Regions from separate parts of the Homo sapiens genome. Here region 2 is linked to region 1. A link is an interaction called in ENCODE POLR2A ChIA-PET data of the cell type or tissue named here. Cell type or tissue: A673. All regions are shown on one strand.

Region 1 (2,500 bases):
AAAACCAGACCCCAGAGTACCCACCAGGAGAGTGTGCACCTGGTTCACAGCCTCACATCCTTCAGGCCAAAATAGGAAGGGACCACATCTCTTTCCCCAACCCCAGCTTAGGATCCCATCCCTCTTCAGTTTTCCCATAGTAGCACGCTTAATACACAGAATAATAACCATTACTTGTCTGCCTTCCTTCTTAGGCATGGAGCTCCTTGGCAACAAGGCTTGAGAGCCTTTCTCTCTGCCCTTAAACATAACAGCAAAGTTTGCTGAATGATGATTTTGATCAAGTTACACAGTTTGTTCAATCTCTAGTAATTACCTAGGATATACCCTAGAATAACACTTTTATTTTAATGTCAGCAGTTTCTTTAAAGACTCTCTGTTTTTAGGCCCATTTCTTATTAATGCCTTGTGTACACCCTTTCTGCATCACCTCCAGTCTCCCTACCCCACCCCAAAAGAGGTCTAGTAACCAGATAATTACAATGAGATGTTTCTAATCTCCCAGTGCTTAGTCATTCTTTCATGACTCCATAAAATCAGTAACTCTACAATTAAACTAAATACTGTCCCTTTGTCCAAACAAATCCTCCTTTGGCCACTTCAGAAATCCACTGCATGTTCTGAAAAGAAAGACAGAATGGCAAGCTTTTCCCACTATGTTTACTTTAGAAACGCAGTCACAGACCACAGGAAATCTGCCTGGCACGCCAATCACTGCCAACAGGTACGCTCAATCAGCAGTAAGCCCAGACAGCTCATATTGAGAGCATTTTTTAGAGGGCCATCTTCCTCAGAATAGGATCCCATGCCTGGAGGATAATTTATTAAATGAAAAGAATGCTGCTTCTGTCAAGCTTTTTAGACAAAATATATGCACAAAAGTAGAACAATAGCTATAGATTCAGATACATACCAGCCCAACTTCTCCATAAAGAAGGATGGAGATAGCAAAAGATAGTTTGCATCCCTCCTTCCTACTCTCCCTGGCATAAATCATGCTTCCTACTAAGGGAGTTTAAACTCTTGTTAAATCAGTCTCTTAGAGAGCTAGGCACTGTGGCTCACACCTATAATCCAATCCCAGCACTTTAGGAGGCTGAAGAGGGAGGATCACTTGAAGCCAAGAGTTCTAGGCAGCAGTGAGCTATGATCACACCACACTGCACTCCAACACGGGCAACAAAGCGAGATTGCGTCTGTAAAAAAAAAAAAGAAAAGAAAAGAAAAGAAAAGAAAGAAAATGACTCTGTTGATTGACAATTACCTGGAAAGCATATGAAATACTGTGTTTACTCTGGCCTCTCTGATGTTGTTATGTTGCTTGGAACTAAAGAGAATAAAATAATTCCTTCCTTTGTTTCCACTATTAATAATAAATGTCTTCTAAAAAAGACAATAGATGAATAACCAACACCTCAGATAATAAAAGTGTTTACATAACAAGATACTAAGAAATACCTTAAGAGTCAAAATTTACTGGAAAACAAAAAGCAAAGGCCAACCTTCAAGCTGAATCTTTCCCTTCACTGACATCTGGACTATAGATTACAAAACGGACTCCCCAGAGAGGTCTGATCTCTTAGGGCAAGTAACATTAGCCACTACCAAACACTAAAGAGTGTGATGGAGGGAAATATGTTAATACAGATTCAGAGAGAAAGATCAGAGACTTCACTAGTTAACTTCTGGAATTTCTGGACAAGAATTTTCTAATGCTGTTTATTTTAATTTTTTGTTAGAAAAGTAATACATACTCATTGCTCAAACTCAAAATAATTTTTGAGACTAAGAGCATTTGTCAAAAATGAAAAGGCAAAATCTAGACATACAAAATAACCTCTAAAATGAGTATATTTCTCAATTCAAAATTCAGTTACCAGAATCTTAAATAGCTAGTTAACAAATTTTCAGGCCAGGCGCAGTGGCTCACGCCTGTTATCCCAACCCTTTGGGAGGCACAGGCAGGCACATTGCTTGAGCCCAGGAGTTTGAGATCAGCCTGAGCATTATTATGAGACCTTGTTTCTAAAAAAATAATAAATTTTGAGGCCGGGCATGGTGGCTCATGCCTGTAATCCCAGCACTTTGGGAGGCTAAGGCAGGTGGATCACAAGGTCAGGAGTTCAAGACGAACCTGGTCAAGATGGAGAAACCCGGTCTCTACTAAAAACACAAAAATTAGCCAGGCACAGTGCAGGCGCCTGTAATCCCAGCTACTCGGGAGGCTGAGGCAGGAGACTCGCTTGAACCCATGGGGTGGAGATTACAGTGGGCTGAGACTGCGCCACTGCACTCCAACCTGGGTGACAGAGTGAGACTCCATTTCAAAAATAATAATAATAATAATAATAATAATAATAATAATAAATTTTAGGGTGGCGCAGTGGCTCATGCCTGTAATCCCAACACTTTGGGAGGCCGAGGCGGGTGGATCACCTGAGGTCAGGAGTTCGACACCAGACTGACCAATATGCTGAAACCCCATCTCTACTAAAAAAAT
Region 2 (2,500 bases), 280 kb before region 1:
GGCATTTACCAGGAGCTTAGTACTTACTGAGGGACTGAGAATTAATTCTCCTAGCTGTCTGAGAATATGTCCCACTTAAAGAAGCCCTACCTCCCTCAAGTCTTTCTTGTTGGAGGTCTTTTGTACTTTCCCTGGGAGGACCCGCTAACTCCTTGCAGCCCTGAGTAAAGGCTAGGAGTTTCATGAAATAAGATCACCACATCCATCACCACGTAGCCGGCACCCTGGAGTGAACACACTGCAGCCACCTCTGGGGCCTACACTGGGATTATGGATGAATCCCTGGTGGAGCTCCGGATCAGCATGGCTTAAGGGTAAGTACTGTGTACAGGTCAGAACACCCAAGATTCGCCTGTGCTCACTATGTATGTGAAGGTCAGGCTCGAGGACGAAGCACTGTAGAGAGGCAATTTTATTTTAAAAGTCATGTCCAACTCTCAAGCACCTCGTAAGATTCTTTCCTCTCATTTGTGCTCTGTGTGTACGTTTGTTCACCCAGCACTGACCAGGTGCCTCCTGTGTGTCAGAGACTGAGCTCAAAGCTCAGGCCACAGAGCTGAGAAGGACCGGGCCACCCATGCTCTGGTGGTTGAGGGCAGAGTGAGGGTAGTCTGTGCAGAGGGCCAGCATGAGGGTGTGGAGACCCAGGAAGGAGCCAGATGGCAGGGACCTGCTACCTGATGCACTTCTTGTGGGTGGCCAGGATTAGATGGGAGGAGGAAGGAGCATGGATATGTGCAGAAGGCTTCTTTGGTGTTCTGCGGGCCTTCCTCCAGCTCAAGGGCCCTCGGCCATGCACAGCCGGCCTGCCCTGCCTCTGCCTCGTCCGGGCACCTCAGTGAGCAGGCCTTCCCCTTGCCAGCCAAAGCGTCGGACTCAACATGGACGGCATTGACTCCATGCATGCCACCAATGTACAGGAAGGAGCCTATTTGAAGGAAGCCCACTGTGATTTCTTTTTCTTGCCAATTCAAACTCCTGCCAAAGGTAGCTCTTTCCACACAGGTCACCTGAAAGCAGAGTGCTGTTTAGACCCTGGTGTGTACGTGTGGCCTTTCACTTTTTTACCCCGACAAAGGCAGCCTCCAGAGTTAGATGAGCATATTCTCAGCCTCTGAGAGAAGCACAGGAGACAAACCTTAGTTGAATCCTCTGGCAAAAAACTTCCTTGGTCTAAGCTTCCATTTTTTAATAAAAACTCCTAAAATGAGGATTTTATTTTTAATTTTTTGAGACAGAGTCTCACTCTATCATTCAGGCTGGAGTGCAATAGAGTCATCTGGGCTCACTGCAACCTCTGCTTCTGGGTTCAAGCGATTCTCATGCCTCAGCCTCCCAAGTAGCTGGGATTACAGGTGCGTGCCACCACACCCAGCTAATTTTTGTATTTTTAGTAGAGACGGGGTTTCACCACGTTGACCAGGCTGGTCTCAAACTCCTGGCCTCAAGTGATCCACCCACCTCAGCCTCCAAAGTGCTGGGATTACAGAGCCACTGCGACCAGCCTAAAATGAGGATTTTAAAGTATCTACTTTCACAGTTATCTGAATTGAGACAAGATGTAAACCAGCTTGGTATATTTTAGCTACAAAACACATGATGGCTAAGCCATACATGGAGGCTCACACCTGTAACCCCAGCTACTTGGAAGGCTGTGCTGGGTGGATCACTTGAGCCCAGGAATTTGAGACCAGCCCGGGCAACATGGAGAAACCCCATCTCAAACAAAAACAAAACACAAGCTAGGTGTTGGTGGAGGAATGACACCAGAGTGGAGCTCAGCAGCAGAGGCACCACCAGAAGGCACAGCAGCTGAGCCGGGAGCTCCCAAGTTGCTGGGGATCGGGGGTGAAGGGGGCAGAGCTTTGTGACCCCGAGACTCCACAGAGGCCCAGTCATCACACTGAATGTTCTAAGAATGGGTAACACTGGTAAGCCAGCTCCTTCCCTGGGGTCCAGTGCCAACATCATGATGGGTATGCCCTCTCCAATGACCTCTAAGATGCCTGAGGTTCCTCAGCAAGGCCTAGCTCCTTCCTGCCTGTGTGGTGCTTCCTCTCCCTGCCCACACCCTGCCCAGCCACATCTCTATGCCCCTGGCCAAGTCATCCTGAGGACTTACTGCAACACAACTCCCAGGAAGCCTCACCATGTGTATGCTTTATTTTATCACTGCAGGTAAATATTTTGCTGAAATTGTCCCTCCCACTAGACTAAAAGTTCCTTGAAGGCAAGATCCCATCTTAGCTATCTTTCTATTCCCATGACTGGCACAATGTCCAGTATACGCCAGGTGCTCAATAAATAGCTGTTGAACTAATTTCCCCATAGTGTGCGTGTGCACATGCACGCACACACACACACACACAGATAGGGTCTTGCTCTGTTGCCCAGGCTGGAGTGCGATGGTGTGATCATGGCTCACTGCAGCCTCGATCTCCTGGGCTCAAGCGATCCTCCTACCTTAGCCTCCCAAGTAGGTGGGATTACAGGCACACAT

The links. ChIA-PET counts read pairs that join two places held together with the same protein. Peaks named below come from ENCODE experiments on the same cell type or tissue, not always from the same donor. Only the 100,000 strongest peaks of a DNase experiment are listed, where the experiment ranks them.
Region 2: POLR2A ChIA-PET joins it to region 1 with 5 read pairs; 3 of 35 experiments call an interaction of 5 or more read pairs at or near these places.

Annotation. Positions count from the first base shown.
Region 1 is chr2:121,634,010-121,636,509 of GRCh38, forward strand. All of the region lies in intron 1 of CLASP1 (cytoplasmic linker associated protein 1), which reads right to left. Among named protein-coding and RNA genes, the nearest start is that of CLASP1, 14 kb to the right of the region's middle. In A673, no CTCF peak of the experiment used is centred here; no DNase peak of the experiment used is centred here; H3K27ac peaks cover 932 bases.
Region 2 is chr2:121,351,442-121,353,941 of GRCh38, forward strand. All of the region lies in intron 38 of CLASP1 (cytoplasmic linker associated protein 1), which reads right to left. Among named protein-coding and RNA genes, the nearest start is that of TFCP2L1, 67 kb to the left of the region's middle. RefSeq lists a silencer at 681-853. In A673, no CTCF peak of the experiment used is centred here; no DNase peak of the experiment used is centred here.